3 separate regions of the Homo sapiens genome follow, and all the other regions are linked to region 2. The links are chromatin loops, found by intact Hi-C in ENCODE. Cell type or tissue: gastrocnemius medialis. All regions are shown on one strand.

Region 1 (8,000 bases), 85 kb before region 2:
TAAAAATATACAAAATAAGAAAACAGGGCTGGGGGGCAGGCGCAGTGGCTCATGCCTGTAATCCCAGCACTTTGGGAAGTTGAGGAGGGCGGACTGCTTGAGCTCAGGAGTTTGAGACCAGCCTGGCCAACATGGTAAAATCCCATCTCTACTAAAAATACAAAAATTAGCCGGGCATGGTGGCGCGCACCTGTAATCCCAGCTACTCGGGAGGCTGAGGCAGGAGAATCACTTGAACTTGGAGGTTGCAGTGAGCCAAGACTGCATCACTGCACTCCAGCCTGGGTGACAGAGGAAGACTCCATCTCAAAAAAACAAAAGAGGAAATAATCATCAAAATAAAATACATTTTTTAAAAACTCACAGAAATAATTGCATATCTCTATGCAAATAAATTTTGAAATCTAGATAAAATGGATAATTTACTAGGAGAAAAATTAATTATAAAGTGTGGCCATGGAAAAGATAGTTTAAACAGAACTATCTTTATAGAATTTTATAGAATTAAGAAAGACTTGTTTTTACAGAATTAAAATATCTGAGTACTGGGCACGGTGGCTCAGGCCTGTGATAACAGTGCTTTGGGAGGCCGAGCTGTGAGGATCACTTGAGACCAGGAGTTCGAAACCAGCCTGGGCAACATGGAAAGACCCCCATCCCTACAACAAATTTAAAAATTAGTTGGGCGTGGTGGGGCACACCAGCCACTTGGGAGGCTGAGGCAGGAGGACTGCTTGAGCCCAAGAGTTCGAGGCTGCAGTGAGCCAAGATCGCACCACTGCACTCCAGCCTGGGAAGAGATTGAGACTTCAGCTCTAAAACAAAACAAAACAAAACAAAACAAAACAAAAAAAACCTCTACATGGAATCTCATATTTTAAAAAATTTTTAAATAAAAATAATTAAAATATCTATTAAACAGTTTTTTAAAATTTACCTCTAACAAAAGTACCAAAGGCAGATGATTTCACAAGTGAATTCTACAAATCCTATAAGAATAGACTATTTTAACATTAATTAAACTTTCCCAGAACATAAAGAAGGAAGACGTCCCAATCCCTTTAATGAAGCAACACTGACATAAAATTCACAAGGAGAAAGAGTGCAGAGGGAAGGGAAGAAGGAAATTTGTCTAAATCACCATCTCAAATTGTGGCGTAAGGACCCCAGGGGGCCCCAGGCCTCGCAGGCAGGGGGGTTCCAACAGCCTTCTTCATGAGCGCATAGCCTTGTGCAGCATAATTTTCTTTATGAGCCTCAACCACGACACAGAGCAACAGGCTGCCTGCAGAGGCAGAGAGACGTCAGCCGTGGCCTCTGAGGTCAGACATCAAAGAGACTGATAAAAATAGAAAACAGGGCCACTGTCCTTACTAATTTTGGAAACTATGGGTTTTCCTTACAAAAGCTGGTTTATCCCAGGACACAGGAAAAAAAATACTTTTTTGTATGCATTGGACTTTGAAATGAATTATTAAATATTTTTTAATGTTCTCACTGTTAATTTCTTACCTAGTGTATATCAACACCATATTAGAGGTCTCTCGACCTCGGTACTCCTGGCATTTTGGATGGGATAACTCTGCTGCAGGGCCGGCTGTGCCCTGCGGGATTCAGCAGCCTCCCTGGTCTCTGTGCATTTGATGCAGGAGTGACTGTCTCCCAGCAGCTGCCAACCAAAAACATCTCCTGCCATTGCCAAATGTCCGCCAAGGGACAAAGGGAGTCACCCCAGTTAAGGACCACAATAGCCGCAACTCAAAAGCAAAATCTCTTTGGGGTCCTCAATAATTTTTTTTGAGACAGGGTCTCGCTCTGTCACCCAGGCTGGGGTGCAGTGGGGTGATCTCAACTCACTGCAACCTCCACCTTTGGGGCTCAGGTGATCCTCCCATCTCAGCCTCCCAAGTAGCTGGTACTAGAGGCGTGCACCACCATGCCTGGCTAATTTTTGTATTTTTTTATAGAGACGGGGTTTCACCATGTTGCCCAGGCTGGTCTCAAACTTCTGAGCTCACCTCGGCCTCCCAAAGTGCTGGGATTATAGGCATGAGCCACCACACCAGGCCCTCAGTAATTTTTTAAGAGTGTAAACTGCCCATAGGTTTGAGAACCACTGCTCTTCATATGACTATGAATGCAAAAATTTCTTTAAAATTTAGCAAACAGGGCTAACAGCACATTAAAAAGTCAACACATACATGATGACCATGTGGATCTGTTTCATGAATGCAAGGATGGTTTGCTATGAGGAAATTGACTAACAAAGTTCATCTGATTCCTTAACAAGAAGGCTTGACAGGCAGCACAACAAAATTCAACCCTGCTTCCCAATAAAAACACTCAGTAAAGCAGGGGCCAGTACTAAATATTACACGTCCTCAATGTCTGCCTCTCCGAGGAGAACACATTCACTGAACTTCCAGTGAGGTGCTCATTCACAGGCCACAGTCAGCATTTCACTCGCTGGGCAAACACCGGAGGCACCGCAGCAACCGTCAGGGACAAGGCAGAGTGCCCTGTAGTTAAAGGCCAGCCTCGTGCATGCACAGCGATGGAATACCCACAGTAAATAACATTTGCAAACTGACTCCAGCCAGAACTTTACCAAAACATCATGACCACATATGGTTTATCCCGGGACACAGGAATGGTTTACTATAGAAGACCAATTAACAGGACTATTGACGATAAGTGATAAAAGGAGAAAAGCAACAGGATGATTTGCATTTAGACTCAGGAAAAGCAGATGCTGAAGTCCATGGCCACGCACCACTGATTAAGAAAGAAGTAGGCATGAGGCCCCGTTCCTCAGGGCACTTCCTGCAGCCACTGGCATAGGACGAGTAAAGGAGAGAAACAAAGATTGGAAAGAACAAAGCAAGCTTTCATCATTTGGACATAACACAATCATCTGCACGGAAAATCCACAAGTTCCTGGCCATGGCCAGAGCACCCCTGGTGCCCACGGGGGCTGCCTGCCATCCTCGCTAGGTCTGCGCCATGGCCAGCGCCTTCCTCAGGAGAAATTCATCCTCACTTGGGAGAGATGAGGAAGGGAGACAAGGCCACGATAAAAGGAGACGTGGCTCACATGTGCCCCACCCTTTGCTCGCGTGCCAGGATTGCCCCATGGCCCCGGCATCGTCCTCTGCCACTCTGGCAGGCTGGACTGAAGGCACACAGTGGTCCCATCCAGCTCGGGCCCACGTGTTGCCATGGACACACCTCCTGATTCCAATTCACATGGAAGTGTTGAGATGAACACTTACGGCAATGCTCAAGCTGAGCCTGTGAGGACGACTAAGATACCTCTAGGCTCCCAGTGCCACCATGCCCATGAGTCCGTGGAGTTCCACCAGGACCCCTGACCTAATGCCAAACCAGCAGAGCAAGATGCGCTGGGGCCCAGCCTGGAAGCTCCAGGGGCAGCCTTTGCTTTGAATTACATTCACCAAGAGGTAAGGGGGTGCCAGGCAGGCAGTGTCTGAGAGAAGACACACGCACAGACACACAGCAGCCTCGTGACTAGGCATGGTCAGACGAAAGCCACCGCCCCCGTCTCTGCTGGCCTGCACTTCAGAGGACTGCAGGGGAGCTGCTAGCTAATGAACACAGATGACCCGGTCAATAAAACACGCAGAAATGTGCATGCATAGAGCCCTTTACCTGTGTTCCAATGGGAGGAACCCCGTGTGGGATGTTCCAGAGCACAGCAGCTCCAGAGTGGAAAAGGAGTCTGCAGCCCAGGCCACGGAGCACCTAGGGCCTCCTTGCCACCTTTATGAACTTATGAACGGCACCAGACAGACAGAAAGAAAGAGCAGGCAGGAGGCAAAGTCTGCCTTCCAGCGAGGCGGCATCTGGGCCAGGCGGGGTCACCCAGAGACCAGGGAGCTGTGAGGGCCAGTGTTGCAATCTTCCCAGACAGGCCTCGCTGCGTTGGCCTGGACAGGCTGCTTCTGACCCTGCCCAGCCCCTCAATATAAGAGCGCAGCTCTAGGACACTTTCCAAATCACACAAACACAGTTCAAGTCTTTAAAGCACACTCGGGTTCTAGTAGACTGATAATCAGGTAACTGTGCTCCAAAACTATCACACGGACAGTTCTTACAATGCACATGTGTGTGTGTGCCTACAGGTATCTCTTTAGAACATGCATAAAAGAGGAAGTGTTTCTTTAAATGAAGTAGATCTATGTGTAGTAAAAGTTTTCCAAGACAAATTAAAGTCAGGTTTTGCAGAGAGATGTCATGACACGTAGGTGCATTTTTGGAAACTCTGTCGGTGTATGTATGTTCTTATGTGTATTTTTTATAAACTCTAGAAGGATAAACCACAAACCGCTTACAGTGGTTCCCTCCAGGAAACGGAGTGGGATGTGGAATGGAGTAAAGAATGCAATTTTAATTATTTATTAGATTTGGCTCTGTGTTTAATTTTCATAGGCATGTATTACTTTTATAATGAAAACATAAATATCAAATGGAAAATTAACTTGTGCGCCTTAACCTCCAACCCTCCATCTCTGCGGTGGTTGGAACAGTACAGCCTTGTCCTGAACACTGATGAGATTTGTTTCTTAAGAAAAAAGCTTCCCTTGCAGAATACCTGACTTCACGAGACACAGCTTGGCAGATCAAAGTCTGAGCCCTTTGCTCTCCCCTCATATACATCACACTTCAGAGCACAAAGATAATTCCTCCTCCCACACACAGCAAAGATGTAAGAACTGCAGTGACCGGAACACCCACCTCCTCCAGTCCCCCGTGGGCATACAGCACACTTGCTTCCAGAGGGAAGGCCGGCCCTCCTCGGCCCTCCGCTCCACCTTCACCTCACTGTATTAGGACTTCACCTAATTCACTTAATTCACCTAATTAGGACTAATTCACCTGTATTCACCTAATTCACTAATTCACCTAATTCACCTGTATTAGGACTTCACCTAATTCACTTCACTGTATTAGCACTTCACCTCCTCCTTCACCTCACTGTATTAGGACCCTAGACTGCTGCTGGCAATACGCGCGGCCACAGCCGCTGGGAGACACCTGTGGCTCCACTCCCCTCCTCCAGGGCATCTGTCACCAATCTCTGCAGACCAGCACCCTCTCACGGGCGCAGGACCAGCCTGGCACAAACCTTTGGCTGCCATCAGGGCTGAACACGCACTCCCCAGAAAGAGGCCAGGAGCACAGAGGGAGGCCGTCTCCATCCCTCTCTGTCCTCTGTGTTCCTGAGATAGGTGTGAGTCACACCCTGCAGGCTCCCCTTCCTTGAGAACTCACGAACAGGGGGATCCCAGCCACGGGTCACGCTGTGGGTTTTAACCCGGAAAGAACAAGACACCACACACCTGCCTCACTTCCCCAGGATGCGTCCTAGGTCTCCTAAACTCCCAGTCCAGGGTGTCCTGGGGCACCCTGGTGCAGACCTGGGGGCTTACTCCTCACCACCACCCTCTCCATGATGAGGCCTGGGCCCCCCTCCCCACCGGGCTAGCGTTCAGATAGACCCTGCAGGACGGTGTACTAATGCTCAGGGCGGGGGCCCAGTGCTCCCTCACAGCTTCCCCCTGCAGCAGAGAACAAAGTCCCACCCAGTGGCTTCTCGGAGATCCACAGCCGGCCTGCAGGCCTGGGAGCCAGGCTCTCCTGCAACGAGGGCAGAGCAAGGAGAGACGAGACCTGAGACAAATATGATGGAACAGCACCGTCGGGATACCTTTCATTATCCAGGAAAGACTCAAGAACACTTTAAAGTCCTCTTCAAATGTGTATGAAAAGGCCGGGTACAGTGGCTCATGCCTGGAATCCCAGCACTTTGGAAGGCCAAGACAGGTGGATCACGAGGTCAGGAGATCGAGACCATCCTGGCTAACACGGTGAAACCCCATCTCTACTAAAAATACAAAAAAATTAGCCGGGCATGGTGGCAGGCGCCTGTAGTCCCAGCTACTCGGGAGGCTGAGGCAGGAGAATGGCGTGAACCCGGGAGACGGAGCTTGCGGTGAGCCGAGATCACGCCACCACACTCCGGCCTGGGCGACAGAGTGAGACCCCGTCTCAAAAAAAAAAAAAAAAAAAAATGTGTATGAAAAATGAGTGGCCCACCGCCGGCCAGTCCACTGCCTGCCGTGAAGGGGCCATGGACCGAGGGGCCTGTAGCTTCCGAGGAAGCCACACCAAGTGATGTCAGAGGATCGGCCCAATGGGGCCCTTGGAGCACCCAGACCCGGGAGGAGCCTTTCTTGAAGTTGGAAGAGTGAAGTCCCTTATCAGACAATGTTTGTTGTACAAAGAAAAAAAATAGTAAGTAAAAATTAAAATCAACGAATGAAGTCCTATTCAGGTGAGGCCCGCCTGCTCTCAGGGTTTTTCCCAGTGGCCTCTCTCTCCAGGGCAGGGCTGGCTGTGACAGGGCACGTAAGGACCCAGGAGCAAAAGACGCAGGCCAACCTCGGAGCACAGCAGGGGCATCCGGGGACCGTGTGAGCTGAGCCTGAGCCTGTACCCTCATCCAAAAAATGCAAACAACAGGGTTCGCTCCACAGGGATGGAAGGAAATGAAATGACGAGGGACTTTTGCAGCCTGGAGCTGGCAGGCCACCACGCTGACGCAGCACGGGCTTTGATCCTCGCCCTCATCAGTGAGCATCCTCTGCAATTAGCCTTTTCTTAAAGAACCCAAAGGTTTTAGAAGCTGCTGGCATTTCACAGTCCCCTGAACCTGGACACAGCCCTGAACCCGGAGCTGGAGGCCATAGGTCCTTTCTCATCCTTCTAGTGCCGCACCCACGGCTCCACTCCCCCTACCCCATGCCCTCACCTTCTGTCTATGCAAGAGCTGGGCTCCTGTGCCCATTTCACAGACAGGTCACCAAGGCCCAGGAAAGCAAATGCCTTGTTATGAATCACGGAGCGAGTCATACACACCGGGTTCCACAAGTTCCCAGCCCATGTGCTCCCCCTGATCGGGACACCTCCTTTCTGATCGAGAAGGGCCGGGGCTCAACACACAGGTCAGGTTGGCAGGTGGCCATGTGTGAACTTGGCTGGTTCCGCTCACGACAGGCATTCCTTCCCCAGAGTCCTCAGGGCTGGGGAGTGACCAGCCCCAACAAAGCTGCCAGCTCTGGATATCACCAAATTCACCCCAAGCCCTGGTATTTTGTGCTTTAGGGCACAAGTGAAGCTTGCCAAGTGCCTCATACAAGCCTTGGAAATCTCACTCCAGCTTTGGAACACACACACGTTTTTCCCACATAATTTAGGCTCTGAAGCATTCAGGTCTTCCAGCACACGGAAAGAGAAAGCGTCCCTGGGGTGCCTGAGCCAGCGCCCTCCTCCGAAGACCATCATCCCTTTGCTCTGCTATTACGGGAACATGCTTCCACGAGGGTGGGGACTACTCGGTCCCGTGGGGTCTCCAGCACACGGAGCCGTGCGACGGAGAGGGCGCGCAAACACCCGAGCAGGGGAATCGACAAACGTGTGGCTTTAACATGGTATCGGTCTGCTGGGTTTGGGGGTTTGGTTGTTGTTGCTTTTTGAGTCTGCTGTTTTGTAGAAGCCCGTATTTTTCACAGAGGGAATCAGATGAAACCGAAAACGCAAGCTCTTAGGAAGCTTATATGGAACGGTTTTTTTGTTGTTGTTGTTGTTGAGACGGAGTCTCGCTCTGTCGCCCAGGCTGGAGTGCAGTGGCGCGATCTCGGCTCACCACAAGCTCCGCCTCCCGGGTTCACGCCATTCTCCTGCCTCAGCCTCCCGAGTAGCTGGGACTACAAGTGCCCGCCACCACGCCCAGCTAATTTTTTGTATTTTTAGTAGAGATGGGGTTTCACCGTGTTAGCCAGGATGGTCTCGATCTCCTGACCTCGTGATCCGCCTGCCTCGGCCTCCCAAAGTCCTGGGATTACAGGTGTGAGCCACCGTACCTGGTATGGCACAGTTTTATGGGAAACTTTTTGTTAAAGTGTAATAGATACAGAGAA
Region 2 (8,000 bases):
CACGTTGCCTGAGGGTCACAGGCACCGCTGACACTGGGGTTCCCTCTCCACGTCCATCACCCAAAGCAGCACCAAATCCGAGATGGAAGCCGGCAGCCAGGTGACTTCTGTCTCCACGCTGCCGAGACGCCTGCTGTAGACAGCACTGCCTGTTTCAGGAGCACTGGGGAGGGCTGTGCCCTGGGTGTGCCTTCTCTTCCGAGTCAGTGTCCTCAAACTGTCACGGAGGAGGAAAAGTGGGGAGGGCTGGGGGCTTCTGCCACAACAGGGACAAGAAACCCGCGGCCAAGGAGAGCGTGAGTCTTGGCGCTGGTTTGGAAGAACACCGCGTGTGACACGCTGGCTCAGCTGGGAGCCTGAGTGTGGACTGGATATTGGGCTCCAACAGAAAGACACTGCTGTGAATTTCCTCAGTGTGGCGCCAGCACTGTGGCTTTGTGGAGAATGTTCCCGTTTGAGTAGAAGTGTGGTGATAACCTCAGTTGTGTCTGCGGGTAGAGGCCACGGGGTGTGGGGTTCTCCTGTGTGGACTCATCTGATGCCCTGGGGGGTCTGGGAGATCCGAACTATTTTCATGGCAAGACTGAGATGTTCCTCGAGATGTTTTGTTATGGGACTCACATTTGCACTGTCGATGGTACAGAAGCAATGGCAGGTAAAGCCGGGGGTGCCGGCAATTCTGACATGTGGGGACATTACGCTCAAAGAAGCCAGGCACGAGAGCCAAATGCTGTGTGACCCCACTTAGGTCCCTAGAGGAGTCTGACCCACACAGACAGCAGGTGAAGCGTAGGTGCTGGCGGGGGGTGGGGAGGGAGTGTTTCATGGGGACGGAGTTCCAGTTTGGAAAGCTGAAGCAGCTCCGGGGTGGTGAAGTTGCACAGCAATGTGGGTGCTCTTAGTGCCACCGAATGGGACCCCTAAACATGGGCAGGATGGTAAATGTGTATTTTACCACAGTGTGCTTTTAAACTGCTGGTGTCTTAGCACAAATCAAGGCCATGGCCCCAAGCTCTACTAATGGACATCGGATCCTTCATCACCAAACACCTGACGTGCTTGATGGCCTGGAAGTATCAGTTTTATCAAATCTTGACACTTGAGTACAGGTGTTTTGGGGGTGGGGGGGGGCGTTGTTTGTGGTTTCTTTGTTTTTTGAGACAAGGTCTTGCTCTTTCACCCAGGCTGGTGTGATCTCGGCTCACTGCAACCTCCACCTCCTGGGTTCAAGTGATTCTCCTGCCTCAAGCCTGGGATTACAGGCACACGCCACCATGCCCCATCTCTCCATAAAAATTCAGTAGAGCAGTTGCTAGGTTATAGGGTAGTTGTATATTTAGCTTTATAAGAAATTGCCAGATCTTGTATCAAAGGGATTGTACCATTTACACACCCACCTGCAGTGTGCAGCAGGGATTCCAGGGGCCTCCACCACAGCTAAACACCCCATCATTTTAGCTTTAGCCTTTCTGATGACATATCTCATGTGGTTTTAACTTTTATTTCCTCAGTGTCTGATGATGTCAAGCACTGTTTCGCGTGCTTATTGGCCATCTGTGTGCCATCTTTCGTGACGTGCCTGTTCAGATTGTTTGCCCATTTTTAGTTGCCTTGTTTTTCTTTTTATTGACAAATGTGTAGTTTACAAATATTTTTCTCTCAGTCTATGGCTTGTCTATTTATTTTGTAATGATGTCTCTTAATAAGCAGAACTTTTCAATTTTGATGAAGTCCAATATATCCAATTTTCTTTTATGGTTCTTGCTGTGTCCTTTCTTTTGTTCTTTTTTTGAGACAGAGTCACACTCTCTGGAGTGTAGTGGTTTCATCTCGGCTCACCGCAACCTCCACTTCCCAGGTTCAAGGGAGACTCCAGCCTCCGCCTCCCGAGTAGCTGGGATTACAGGTATGCGCCACCACGCCCAGCTAATTTTTGTATTTTTAGTAGAGACGGGGTTTCACCATGTTGGCCAGGCTGGTCTTGAGTGCCTGACTTCAGCTGATCCACCCACTTCGGCCTCCCAATGTGCTGGGATTACAGGTGTGAGCCACCATGCCCAGCCAGCCACAGCACCTGGCCTAATTTTTATATTTTTTGTAGAGTTGAGGTCTTGCTGTTGGCCCAGGCTGGTCTTGAACCACTGGGCTCAAATGATCTGCCTGCCTCAGCCTCCCAAGTAGCTGGGATTATAGGCATGAGCCACCACACCCAGCTAATTTTTGTATTTTTAGTAGAGACGGGGTTTCACCACATTGGCCAGGCTGTTCTCGAACTCTTGACCTCAAATGATCTGCCCACCTCAGCCTCCCAAAGTGCTGGGATTACAGGCGTGAGCCACCACGCCCGGTCATCACTGTATTTTTTTGTTTTGTTTTTAATAATGTTTTAAATTGAGACAGGGTCTGACTCTGTCGTGCCCAGGCTGGAGTGCAGTGGTACTATCTCAGCTCACTGCAACCTCTGCCTCCCAGGCTCAAGCCATCCTTACACCTAAGCCTCTAGAGTAGCTGAGACCACAGATGAATGCCACCACACCTGCCTAATTTTTGTATTTTTTTTTTTTTTTTGGTAGAGATGGGGTCTTGCTATGATGCCCAGGCTAGTCTCGAACTCCTGGGATCAAGCGATCTGCCCGCCTTAGCCTCCCAAAGTGCTGGGATTACAGGCATGAGTCACCGCACCCAGCCAATCACTGTAAAATTTTTTTTTTTTTTTTGAGACGGAGAACTGTTCTGTCGCCCAGGCTGGAGTGCAATGACGCGATCTTGGCTCACTGCAGCCTCTGCCTCCCAGGTTCCAGCGACTCATTCTTTCTGTCTCAGCCTCCCGCGTAGCTGGTGCCGGCTGAGCTTGCTGCGGCCCTCCCTGAACTGCTGCTCAACCGAGACCCCACCCCATACCCCCCACACCCAGATGCATCTCTCTCGGCTTAAGGGCCCTGTGATGTCCCTCCCGTGGGACAGGCTTCCCAGCTGCTTCTGCTCGCCCTGGGGAAGCCCAGGGATGCCTAGGCCTGGAGGGCTGCCTTCTCCAGAGGGCAGCTCAGGATCCGGCCCAGGGATCTGACCCTAGCAGTGGGTGGACACGGCCACCTCACACGGTCACTTCCTGGTCCCCTTCCTGGGCCACCTTGTGCTAATTTGCTGCTTCTCCTTCTCTTCTCCTCTCAGGCTTTAAGCCCCTCCCAATCCTGGACCTCAGCACCCCCAGTTCTGCCCCTCTGTGCAGCCCTAAGTTGGAGGCTGAGGGCAAATGCAGCCCTGTGCCAGGGGAGGGGCGTGGTGGGAGGGCTCCTGTCTCCTCCGGCCTCCCCACGCCCCTTCCTCAGTGTGTCCACAGCGGGTCGGCAGGGTCTGTGCTGGCGCACACAGTGAGCAAACAAGATGAGGGATGGCGGTCACGCTGCAGTCCCCTTAGCACTAGCTTCTGTGATAAAACCCTCTTCTACTAAGTGGTGTAGCCTTTCCACATGAGCGGGAACGTGCGGGACCCACCGTCCTGGCCCTGCAGTCAGAGATGTGGCGCTGGGCGCTGGATTTCCATGAGCGGGAACGTGCGGGACCCGCTGTTCTGGCCGTGCCGTCAGAGCAGACCTGGCGCCGGGTGCTGGATCATGCTCTCCTTGTGTACGGGGCTGTCGAAATTCCTCTCTTCTCGGGTTACCGTATTTGATACCTGCCTTGGCCGGGTTCTCAGCAAGCCGAGCTAGTGCGGGATCCTGCATGGGGACATCTCACTGTGGCCAAGTAAGCCAGTGGGTGGCAGGGGCCACCTCCCTGCTGGGCACCACTGGGTACTGCGGGCAGCTCACTGCTGGTGCCCCTGAGAACCCTGCCAAGAGGCCAAAGGAGCCCCTGAGCCTGGGGACAGCTGCTCCCAGGGCAGGATGGGGAGGGGTGGAGACGGCTGAACCCCCAGTTCCTGATGGACAAAGTTCTGCCCTAACCTCCAGGTGAAGCTCCGGGGGCCAGGAGGTGCAGCGCTGGGTGTGCCTTTGCCAAGCTGATCTCCCCATGGCGGGGCCTGGAGACCCAGGCTGTGAGAGGACACGTGAGAGGGACCCCCATCCCGGAGGGCAGGGCGGTCGCAGGGCCCAGGGAACTTCCGCCCAGAGGCCCCCACCCTCACCTTCTAGACCACATTCCAGGGCCCCAGACAGAGATTTCTCTGCCCAAAGACCCCAGCCGGCCTCTGGGGTCTGCATGAGCCTCTCCCAGGTCCTTCCTCCAAGGGGACCACCCCAGGCCCGAGGGGCAGCCAAGGACAGCTATTTGCTGAGGGCTGTGGTGGTGCCGGAGGGTCCTGGCTAGGAAGAGGAGGCTGCAGGCTGGGGCTGAGGCCGGAGCTCCTGACGCCATCTTCCAGAACCCAACCTAGAGCAGCCCGTTTCCGAGTTCTAACGGGCCTTCCGGGTCTTCGTGGAAATACGCGTGTCCAGTAGGAGGATGGAAAAGATCTCATGAATGGTTTGTTAGCTCATTTAGGACTTTTATGGATTTAGACATAGCCGATGGTCTGCAGCCATTGAGCCATCAGACAGTGGCACCAGCCTCCGTTCCACATGGCCCTGAAAAGCAGCTTGAGAGGCTCTTCCTGGTCTGGAGCTGGAAGAGGTGGAGCCGCACCCACCCGGACTCGATCCAGGGGCCTCTCCCCATTGGGCACGGCGCCTGCAGCGAACACGGGGCACTGTCAGGGAGGCGCTTGATAAACATCCAGGAGGAGGAGGGACCTGCACACATGGAGTGCCTGCTGTGTGCACGCTGATCCCTGCACACATGGAGTGCCTGCTGTGTGCACCCTGCTCGTGTGTCATCTCTTACTCCTCAAAACAACCCTGAAAGGTAAGCATTGTGATTCTGAGGCATTCTCATCCTCACTTTGTTGACGAGAAAACTGGGATGGATTGAATGAAAGCACTGGACAGCCCCTCACTGCTCACAGGCAGGGGCTACTCTGGCCCTTGGCTTCCTGCCCCAGGGATGGGGGTGACACTAAGCATTATGGCCAGGGTGGGGTGCAGGGCTTGGGACGAAGGCCTCCTGAAAGCAGCACAAACACGAGTGTGACTTCCATGATGACCACTTCCATACGCCAACTGCCTGCCTCAGAAAACCTCCAGGATGCACTTAAACACCTATCAATGCAAGGGGCAATGATGTGGAACATAAGTGACTTTGTCTTTGATCACTGGGAGGGCTCATCATTGCCTCTGAGCTTCAGGGGAGTGGCTGTAAACAGCTCGCTAGATACTCTGGACAGAACCACTGATGGAACGTTCCAGTTAAGACAAGATGCTGGAAGATCCAGGTTCCCTGAACTCCACACACAACCAAGCTGTCTAGAAATAGACCCAGCAGTGTGGGTGTGGAAGAGGAGACACTGGCTGGGCTGTGAGTCATCTCCAGCTCTTCAATGCCAACACTTCTAGAAACAGATATTTTGGGTTCCCTTGGAAAGCAGTTTTAAGGAGTCTGACTTGTGACACTGTTGATCCAGCGAGAATCGAGGACCCGGAAGGAAAGCGAGCCTGGCTTCCCCGTCCATCAGCGAGGGGAGAGGAGCCCCCAGCCTCGCTGATGGGACCTGGGTGTGGGGGACAGCCCCACTGCTCTCGGGAACCTTGGGAGCAGGCCAGGTCCCGGTGACAACGAAAGCTGCTGGAAGACCCAGGGCCTTTGGCTGGGGGCCTGTCTGCACAGCCACTCTAGGCTCAGCTTTGCTGTCTCACCACCGAATTAGAAAAGGAGCTGAAATGGGACGAGAACCTCCCAGGGGCAGGGTTTTGCTTTCTGAGGCCTCTGTGGGGCCACAGTTTATCCAAGATGAAGCAGAGGCCAAGGTTACCTGAGGATAGGATGGAGACCAGGGAAGAGGCCTCGGGGACATGGGGTTCACTCCCAGGCCCTGTGGTCAGCAGGCCCAGCCTAAAATCAGCCTGTGAACACCCAACCCTCAGCCGACCTCAGCCCTGACGACCCAACAGGACCTGAGGAGACCTACGAGGACTTGGGCAGGTGTCACTCCCGGCTGCTTCCATCTTGTATGGAAGAGAGCAGAGGCCGGTATACTGTGGCTGCGCCTGGGGTCCCAGCTGCTCGGGAGGCTGAGGCGGGAGGATCACCTGAGCCCGGGAGGTCGAGGCTGCAGTGAGCTATAATCGCACCACTGCACTCCAGCCTGGGCCACAGAGTGACATCCTGTCTCAAAAAAATAAGTAAATAAATAAAAAGGAGCAGAAATAGGAGCTTTGGGGCCTTGAAGATGAGTAGCCAAAGCCACCTGGGTCTGAGGCCGGGGTCCCGTGGGGCAGTGGGTCCGAGCTCCAGCTCAACCACATCTGGAGGGAAGGCCTGGACTTGCTCCTAACTTACAAGAAGCCCCTCTGAGCCGGGCACGGGGGCCCACGCCTGTGATCCCAGCTACTCGGAAGCTGAGGCTGGAGGATCACTTGAGCTCAGGAGTTTGAGTTCAGCCTGGGCAACATAGCAAGACCCCATCTTTTTTTTTTTTTTTTTTGAGATGGAGTCTCGCTCTGTTGCCCAGGCTGGAGTGCAGTGGTGCAATCTCGGCTTACTGCAAGCTCTGCCTCCCGGGTTCACACCATTCTCCTGCCTCAGCCTCCCGAGTAGCTGGGACTACAGGCGCCTGCTACCACGCCCGGCTAATTTTTTGTATGTTTAATGGAGACGGGGTTTCACCGTGTTAGCCAGGATGGTCTCAATCTCCTGACCTCGTGATCCGCCCGCCTTGGCCTCCCGAAGTGCTGGCATTACAGGCGTGAGCCACCACGCCCGGCGCAAGACCCCATCTCTTTTTTTTTTTTTAGCTTAAAACAACATGAATTTATTATCTTATAGTTCTGGAGGTGAGAAATCCAAAATCACAACTACTGGGCTGAAATCAGGGTGTCAATAGGGTTATGTTCCTTCTGGAGGCTATAGGACAGAATCAGTTTCATTGCTTTTTCTATATTCTAGAGGCTGCCTACATTCCTCAGCTCATGGCTCCATCCTTCATTTTCTTTTTTTTATTTTTTTATTTTTTTTTAGTATTTATTGATCATTCTTGGGTGTTTCTCGGAGACGGGGATTTGGCAGGGTCATAGGACAATAGTGGAGGGAAGGTCAGCAGATAAACATGTGAACAGAGGTCTCTGGTTTTCCTAGGCAGAGGACCCTGCGGCCTTCCGCAGTGTTTGTGTCCCTGGGTACTTGAGATTAGGGAGTGGTGATGACTCTTAAGGAGCATGCTGCCTTCAAGCATCTGTTTAACAAAGCACATCTTGCACCGCCCTTAATCCATTTAACCCTGAGTGGACACAGCACATGTTTCAGAGAGCACGGGGTTGGGGGTAAGGTCATAGATTAACAGCATCCCAAGGCAGAATAATTTTTCTTAGTACAGAACAAAATGGAGTCTCCTATGTCTACTTCTTTCTACACAGACACAGTAACAATCTGATTTCTCTTTCTTTTCCCCATATTTCCCCCTTTTCTTTTCGACAAAACCGCCATCGTCATCATGGCCCCTTCTCAATGAGCTGTTGGGTACACCTCCCAGACGGGGTGGTGGTCGGGCAGAGGGGCTCCTCACTTCCCAGACGGGGCGGCCAGGCAGAGGCACCCCCCACCTCCCGTATGGGGCGGCTGGCCGGGCGGGGGCTGCCCCCCACCTCCTGGACGGGGCGGCTGCCGGGCGGAGGGGCTCCTCACTTCCCAGACGGGGCAGCTGCCAGGCGGAGGGGCTCCTCACTTCTCAGACGGGGCGGCCGGGCATAGACACTCCTCACCTCCCAGACGGGGTGGCAGTCGGGCAGAGACACTCTTCAGTTCCCAGACGGGGTCGCAGCCGGGCAGAGGCGCTCCCCACATCCCAGACAGGGCGGTGGGGCAGAGGCGCTCCCCACATCCCAGACGATGGGCGGCCGGGCAGAGACACTTCTCACTTCCTAGACGGGATGGCGGCCGGGAAGAGGCGCTCCTCACTTCCCAGACTG
Region 3 (8,000 bases), 100 kb before region 2:
CAGTTGGCTATTATCAAAAAGACGAATGTAACAGGTGTTGACGAGAACGCAGAGAAAAGGCACCTGGCACGCTGTGAGGGAGAGAGAGCGTCAATCAGTGTGGCCACTACACAAACCATCTGGAGGTGCCTCCAAAAGTCAAAAATGGAACTACTGGCCCAGGGCGGTGGCTCACACCTGTAATCCCAGCACTTTGGGAGGCCAAGGCGGGTGGATCACTTGAGGTCAGGAGTTCGAGACCAGTCTGGCCAACATGGTGAAACCCCATCTCTACTAAACATACAAAATTAGCCCGGCATGGTGGCGGGCGTCTGTAATCCCAGCTACTCGGGAGGCTGAAGCAAAAGAATCGCTTGAACCCAAGAGGCGGAGCTTGCAGTGAGCCGAGACCGTGCCATCGCACTCCAGCCTGGGCGACAGAGCAAGACTCCGTCTCAAGAAAACAAAAGGAACTACCATAAGGTCCGGCAATCCCACTTCTGGGTATGTATCTAAAGGAACTGAAATCAGTGTGTCAAATAGACACCGGCACGCCCATGTTCACTGCAGCATCACCCCCAACAGCCACACGATGGAGGCAGCCCAGGTGCCCACCAACAGACGAATGGATAGCGAGCGTGCGGTGCGTAACGCCGTGTTATTATTCAGCCATAAGGAAGAAGGAAGTCCTGTCACTGGCAACATCACAGACAAACGTGGTAGACCCGACACTAAGTGGATAATCAGCCAGTCACAGAACGACAAGTCCTGCACGACCTCACTCACACGAGGAATCGGAAACGGAGGTCTCACCAGAACTGGGAGGAGCACGGTGGTTACCAGGGGCTGGGGGCTTGGGCAAGGACGGGCAGGGGAGGTGCTGATCAAAGGGAGCAGTTTCAGTTAGACTGGAGGGACGTGTTCGTGATCGGCCGCGCTGCGTGGCGACCAGTTAACAATAACGTATCATGTTTCAAAATCAGGGAAAGAATAGATTTTTAACATCCACACCACCAAAAACGATGTTGGTGAGCTGATAGCTATGTTAATTAGCTTAATTAATCTTTCTACAATGTACACATAGATCACATGGTACTCCATATACACAATCATATTTTGTCAATTATAGATAGATGACAAATAGGTAGTAGGTAGGTAGACACACACACACACACACACACACACACACACACACACACACACGAGATCCTCTTCAGGTAAAAAGCAGAACGGAAACAAAACCTCAACCTGTATGGAACATTGAGATAGCTGGAGCTTTTCATCATGCTCTTTACAGCAAACCTAGAATGTTTAGAATCATGGTTTTACTTATTTTGAAATAATGGATTTTGGCATAAGACCTCTGCCAAAATCCCCTTCTGGTGGTGTTTCTGATGAACGGGAGCTGCACTGTCTGAATACTGACGACAGTGCCGGTGGCTGGGGATGCTCAGTGTCAATCAAAGCTGAAGCACGCGGCAGTTCTCTGCCTGGGAGTCGCACTAACGGGGCCGATGTGGCGTCCTACTCCACGTCGCTCTTCGGTTTTTACCTCCACATCTCTTTTTCAAGGTTAAGAAGAACAAAGCTCATCTGAACATATCGCCCAAACAAATGTCATAGGAATATAATATCTCCTGATTATTTCCCTGGACATGAAAACTTAATGATTTATTCAAAAATATTAAAAGAGAAGAACCGAGTATGTTGATTCAATTTCCTGGAGGCCTCCTCAGAGCTACAACATAAAATAGAGTGTTTTTAGGATGTCAATAAAATCTTTCTTCAGATAAACCCCATGAAGATTCCACATTTCCTTTCTCATGCCAGTGACCGAGCGAAACTCCAGGTGTGATTAACCTCCCTCACCCCAGCAGTGGGACGTCACTAGCACCAGATGCGGGGAACGTGGGAGGTCCAGCACACAGGTGTCAGTGTGACATCATTTCTAAAAGGTCTCTGTTTCCCTCACTGACACTCCCCCTCATCCAGTGTCCGCCCTGACCCCGGGTCTGGACAAGAAAACTGACCTGGAGAGCAGTTGGGCTGTCCAGTCACGGGGCCCTCGAGAAAAGGCAATGGCAAACCCACCCCAGGGCCCCACGCTGAGTCCCTGATGAGCCTCAGACGTGCGTTCACCCCCACTCTAGAGCCCCCACAGCCCCTGCCCCAGGATCTCACGTAGTGGGGGCCATAAAAACAATCTGTAATGCGGAACAGGAACATGCAGGAAGGAAGTGGCGCCCGCCCGAGGGGACAGGGCAGCAGGCCCCTTGCGTTTGTCACCAGCAGCTTGAGGACCGCACACTGGCCTGCCGTGGGCCACCCCGGCCACCGTGAGGAGCCACCTCCTGCCACCCCAGGAGGGGACACTGGCCCTACAGCAGCCCCCTGGGAATGTGCCAGCAAGCCCTGCTTCCCTCTGCTCCCCTCAGCCCAGGTGTGCACCCCCACCTCATCCCCGCCTTCCCCTCATCCCGACAGAAACACCCACCCACCCTCACCCCGCCAGGCCTGCCCACTGTGGACACCCACAATCAGGAGCTGCAGCCTCTGAGTTCACGGGGCAGAGCTTGCTGTCCCCAAGGTCTGAGAGAGGCCCAGAGAACAGGGACAGTAAGAAAGATGATGTTGCTGAGACACACCACAGCGAGGTCCCATGGGCCACGCTGAGGTCGCACGGGCAACCCTGAGGTCACACTCAGTGGCAGGTGCTTTACACAAATGATCCCTCAGCGCTCAGCACAGCTCTGCCCCGCTAGCTCCACTGCCTCTGAAAATAATCCTGCCCAGGACCACAAAGTCACTGGCAGGCCCAGGACAGGGAACCGGGCTGCATTGGTATTGGCACCAGAGCCCCCTACCCCACCGTGCGGCGTCTCTGCCCTGAGACCTCCCACAACTGTGTCCCCGGGGGCAGGGAACCGTGGAAGGGGAACCCAACTTCTCTCTGCCTTAGACTCTCCGTGGAGTGACGGTTGATAACTCTATTCCCCACTTTCTTCAAAGACACTGTGGATTCGTGACTTCCTGAACGTGAAAACGGGGCTGGATGATGTACACAGAAGTGCCAGGACAAGGCACCCTGGGTTCCAGGAGGACAGTCACTCAAGTCCTCTCTCTCCGGCACGCCTGGGCTGTCGGTGCTCCAGAGAACGCGTCTGTCACCTGCAGCCCAGTGTCCGCTGCATTTATGAGGTTAATGAGACACTGTGAGCTCGCTGGGAGCGCCATCTCACCAACCTGTCTACCTGGATTTAGCTCGGCACTCAGCCAGGCGGGAGCTGTCCCCAGGCCAGTGACACAGGCAGGACCTCAACAGAGAGGGTCAAGGCCCAGCACTCACGGGCCCCACAGCTCCTGCCCATCCTGCCCACCCTCCAGCCTGAGGAATGTGGGCCGCGTCTTCTCCCTCCATCCCAGTAAGGAGCAGCATCCACAGGCCAAGCCTCTGCAGGTGTCCCCTGTCCTGCCACACACACTGGCTCTGGCAGGCCGTGTCCGGTTCTGCAGGGACCAGGCCTTGCCCAGGACAGCGGCGACCGGGGGAGGTGGCTTTGCTGTGGCCAGCAGGCGGCACCGTCTTGTTCTGTGTGCCAATCCCACTTGCCCTTCACATCTTTCAATAAACAAATAAGGACACACATAAAAATAGAAGTCCCACCGTGGGAAGGCTCCTGGCTTTGACTCGCTCTGGGGTCAGCACGGGCCGTGGTGGCAGAGGCTCCAGGAGTGTGTGGTGATGGCAGGGAGCGGCTGACAGAGTGTCCTTCCAATCCACATGGGGACAGGGCGCGGGTTACTATGCAAACCAAACAAAGCACACAAGCCCGCATGCGGCCCAGAGCCAGGCCCGTCTCCTGTGCTCTGGAGCCTGTCGGAACCATCTTACGCTGTTGCTGCCGCCACACGGCTGTACATGCCCTGCTTCCATGAAAGGTGGGCACACAGAGCTCCCCACCCGCATGAGGCACCCACTACGGGAGCAGTGGCCTCCTTCTGAAGGTCACAGGGGACTGGCTATCGGGGCCCCGCCACTCAGGCACCTCACAGTGAAATAACGAGAACGCACGGAGTTTTCAAAATATGGTATGTCTGGCCAGGGTGGCACACTCTGCTTCCTGAATTGTGTGGCCTCCTAAAGTCAGTCACAGTCACGTGCAGACAAGGTGGGGGTGGTGGGTACACACAGCTGAGGAACCTGCCGGAGCCACCTAGGGTGGGGCCAAGGCACAAACTCCGTAGGGCAAAAAGAGGATTGGTGTGGGGATAAATTTCAGCTCATTGTGAAACAAAATTAGACAGCGCCTCATCTGTAGTATCCGTAGGTAGCCAAACACACGCAAACACACCCTCCTCAGTAAATCCGATGACGTCTCCAGTAGCGAGTGCCCCAGCTTGAAATGCATCCCAGAAGGAAAACTCCTACATGGAAAGTGATTTCTAAACAAGATGTAGTTTCAGACGTGAAATCTGTTGGAACAATTATCACGATTACTAAAATGCGCATGTATCAGCTTGCTCTGAGTAAAAACACTTAAAACCTAAGTCAAACCTTCAGACAGAGCAGTGAACTGCATGGATCACTGCAGCCTACGGGTCGGGAGAAGCAGAGGCCTCTGTCCCCAGGCGGGAGGCACTGAACCCTCCAGAGTGCTGCTGCCCACGCTGATCTGCAGAATGTCTTGGTGAACCTTACCCTATTTCACTCCCTCGGGGTGACGGGGTGGGGAAACAGAACTCGGCTGCCCCCCGGAATGACGGGGCTTGCCACCTTGCCTGTGTGTATATTCCTTAACGCTGTGTCAGCGTTTCTGAGCAGGCATTTTCAAAACAGTGGCCGTGTCGAACTCAGGGCAGGGGTACACCTGCAGGCCCCGGAGAAGAGGGCCCCTGTGGCTGGAGTTGAAACCATCATGCCCTTGGCCTGCCTGAAACCGTCGCTTCTTATTGTGCAGCGGAGACTTCCACGTCCAGCAAGGATCACAGCTTCCGGTGGGCCGAGTGGTTATTCCGTTTCTGCTGCGTCCGGGAGCTGCGTCCGGCTGGTTCAGCTTCCCAGGGCACGGGGCAGCAGGTGCCACGTCAGCCCTGCCAGGATGCAACAGGCCCAGCTCCTTGGAGAGGGAGGGTGTGTTCTCCTCCAACACCAACAGAAAGAGTTCCAGAATTTGGGGCAAGGCGTTCTAACTTGAATTGTGTGGCCTCCTATAGGCTGGGGTACCTGTCCCCAGGCACGTCGGTCGCCCTCACCAGGCCCCTCTGCAGGCCAGGCCTGACCTGGCAGCTCTGTGGCCCCACACATTTGCTCCTCATGGAAGCCCTTACACCTTACAGATGAGGAGACTGAGGCACAGAGAGGTTCAGCAGCTTGCCCAGAGCCACACAGCCAGTCAGTAGCAGAATCAGGACTCAAAACCCAGGCCATCTCACCACAAAGTCACTGCTCCCACAGATAGGAGCCAAGGATCAAAACCCAACCAAAGTGCTTATCTCACATCTTCACTGGAAAGGAGGTTTCCCATCAGCTGAGAACACTTCAGCCTCTAGCTGGAAAGAAGCCTGCTGCAATTTAAGACGGGAAGAGCAGAGAGGTGCCGAGCACTTGACACAGAGCTTCCTTTTGCTAACTTCTAAAATCAGGTCTCAATGGACTGGGAAGAAACAAAAACTCAGCCCTCCAATCAACCTGGAGCACCAGCCCTGATAGCCTCACAGCCTGGGGGAGACAGACCCACCCAGTCCTTCAGCTGCAATAGAACATTTCAAGCAAAAAACACTCCAACTTTTAACTCTGTGGGGTTCTTTTTTAAAGATTTTGTAAATTTATAAATATATATACCTACTATGTACCCACAAAAATTAAAAATACAAGATTTTGTAAATTAATGATATTTTATAAAAGAGAGTAATACACCTTGCTGTAAAAATTTTAAACCAAGACGAGGTACATGGTCAGAAGGGAATGCTCAGCCCTCACCCCGTCTCCATCCCCAGGACTGACCACTGTTCAAATCTGGTATTGGCTGGTGGCTCATGCCTGTAATCCCAGCACTCTGGGAGGCTGAGGCAGGCAGATCAGGAGTTTGAGACTAGCCTAGGCAACATGGCAAAACCCTGTCTCTTTTTTTTTTTTTTTTTTTTTTTGAGACAGAGTCTTCCTCTGTCGCCTAGACTGGAGTGAGATGGTGCAATCTTGGCTCACTGCAACCTCCACCTCCTGGGTTCAAGCAATTCTCCGGGTTCAAGCAATTCTCCTGCCTCAGCCTCCCAAGTAGCTGGGATCACAGGTATGCTCCACCACGCCCAGCTAACTTTTTGTGTTTTTAGTAGAGACGGGGTTTTGCCAGGTTGGCCAGGCTGGTCTTGAACTCCTGACCTCAAGTGATCCACCCACCTCGGCCTCCCAAAGTGCTGGGATTACAGGCATCAGCCACTATGCCCAGCCCTCCTTTTTATTAAAAAAAAAAAAAAAAAAAAAAAAAAAAAGGCCAGCGTAGCTCACGGAAGCTACCCCAGCAGCACGACACAGAGCTCTTTTCTTAAATGCCGCAGCATGGAAACCCAGGAACGCGCCGTGGGGGCTGGGGGCTCCTCTCGTGCACGCGTGGCCCCTGAAGCTGCCTGTTCTCTGTGAGAATGAAACACCCGAGCCAACGCTGGGCCACCCCAGGGGATCCCGGATAAAATCACCCCCAGTCCTGCCACACAGATGCGCATGCCCTCCCTGCTGGACCACCCCGCTGTCCTACGTGTTACCTGACGTGGTCCCCAGAGAAACAGCTTGTTCAGCCAAGGACGGCAGAGCGAAGGCTCAGCACCCCCTTGGCGCCAGTGCGTTACTCAAGAACACTCCAGATTTCACCGCTGCTGGAGGACAGGGCTGAGGAGCTGGAGTCCATGTCCCAAGCAGGCGTCTGTGTCTCAGGCAAAAGTCTACAGATGACCTGTACCCTGGTGCTGACCCAGCGGGAGAAGGCAAGCCGCAGCCACCGTACCACTGAATGCTCCAGTGGCCACAGTAAAACACAGAGAAAAGTGGAATTAACTTTAACGATGTGTTTTACCTAATCCAACATATCCAAAATATCACAGACTTCTCCATCGGACACTGAAATCCAGTACCTATTTCCAGCTCTCAGGGCCTCACACGTGGGCCTCGCCGCTTCTCCTGGGCAGGCAGCTACATGGCGCCGGCGGCCACCACACCAGAGAGGCCAGCTCTGGGTTTGTTACTCCCAGGACATTTGCAGCAGACGAGGATTGGCCTGCCCTGACGGAGAAGGTGGAATGGACTTGGGAGTCCTGCTGTGGCACGTCCTGACAGAGCTCTGTGTGGGAATGTGGGCGCTGGAGACAGGCGCAGGCCAGATGCATGAATGTCACAGGTGCCCAAGTCAACACAGGGTTATGGGGTGCAGGGGCAACAAGCCACGGGGCTACAAGGGGTCAATGCCCCCTGAGGGGACAGAGCGGAGCTGGAGGCGCTGGGGCTGGGGCTGAGGAAGAGTCCAGCCCAGAGGGCACAGACTTGGAGACAGCATGGGGTCTGAGACCAGGACCCCAAGCTCCCGTTCTCCCTCCCCCTTTTGTCTACCCACAATGACTCAGGTGCCTCAAAGTCAGCCAGGGAAGAAAGAGAGTTCTGCTCAGGGGCAGCCCCGCTGTCCTTACCTTGTTGGACCCCGGGGGCAGGTCCCTGGCTGGAGTGTGTGAGCAGCAGGAGGTGGCAGAAGTGTGGGGCCCTGGCTTTTATCTGCTGCCCAGACTGGGAGGGGCAGGAGGGTGGGGAGGAAGAAATCTTGCTGGATCCTCTCTTGCCTGAGCAGGGAGGAGGACTCTGCCCTCTTCCCCGCATGACCCAGAGTCTCTGCAAGCCAGGACGGCAGAAGCAGCCAGCAGCATGGCTGGGAGCAACCACAGGAGGGCCCGGGACAGTGCCTACGGCCGCTCACGGCAGCTGAGCCAGCGCCAGCGAGGGGAGAGAGTCCTGCCAGGGTGGGCACCGTGGCCGTCTTCCC

The links. Hi-C counts contacts between places; a loop is a spot of excess contacts. Peaks named below come from ENCODE experiments on the same cell type or tissue, not always from the same donor. Only the 100,000 strongest peaks of a DNase experiment are listed, where the experiment ranks them.
Region 1: a loop joins it to region 2, with 2.4 times the contacts of the local background. A loop is called at or near these places in 12 of 110 quality-filtered maps.
Region 3: it touches region 2 in a loop (2.8-fold over the local background); 42 of 110 quality-filtered maps call a loop at or near these places.

Annotation. Positions count from the first base shown.
Region 1 is chr21:43,907,385-43,915,384 of GRCh38, reverse strand. All of the region lies in intron 2 of AGPAT3 (1-acylglycerol-3-phosphate O-acyltransferase 3), which reads right to left. Among named protein-coding and RNA genes, the nearest start is that of AGPAT3, 46 kb to the right of the region's middle. RefSeq lists an enhancer at 6,512-7,013. In gastrocnemius medialis, a CTCF peak has its summit at 3,921; DNase peaks (open chromatin) are centred at 3,144, 3,865 and 5,166; H3K27ac peaks cover 4,232 bases.
Region 2 is chr21:43,822,085-43,830,084 of GRCh38, reverse strand. No RefSeq gene overlaps it. Among named protein-coding and RNA genes, the nearest start is that of AATBC, 14 kb to the right of the region's middle. In gastrocnemius medialis, a CTCF peak has its summit at 3,776 (motif pointing right); DNase peaks (open chromatin) are centred at 364, 2,744, 3,654 and 4,704; H3K4me3 peaks cover 448 bases; H3K27ac peaks cover 2,788 bases.
Region 3 is chr21:43,925,105-43,933,104 of GRCh38, reverse strand. The region is part of intron 2 of AGPAT3 (1-acylglycerol-3-phosphate O-acyltransferase 3); the gene reads right to left. Among named protein-coding and RNA genes, the nearest start is that of AGPAT3, 64 kb to the right of the region's middle. RefSeq lists enhancers at 548-1,048, 6,302-7,199, 7,200-8,000. In gastrocnemius medialis, a CTCF peak has its summit at 3,516 (motif pointing right); DNase peaks (open chromatin) are centred at 3,264, 3,654, 4,154, 5,059 and 2 weaker places; H3K4me3 peaks cover 1,177 bases; H3K27ac peaks cover 8,000 bases.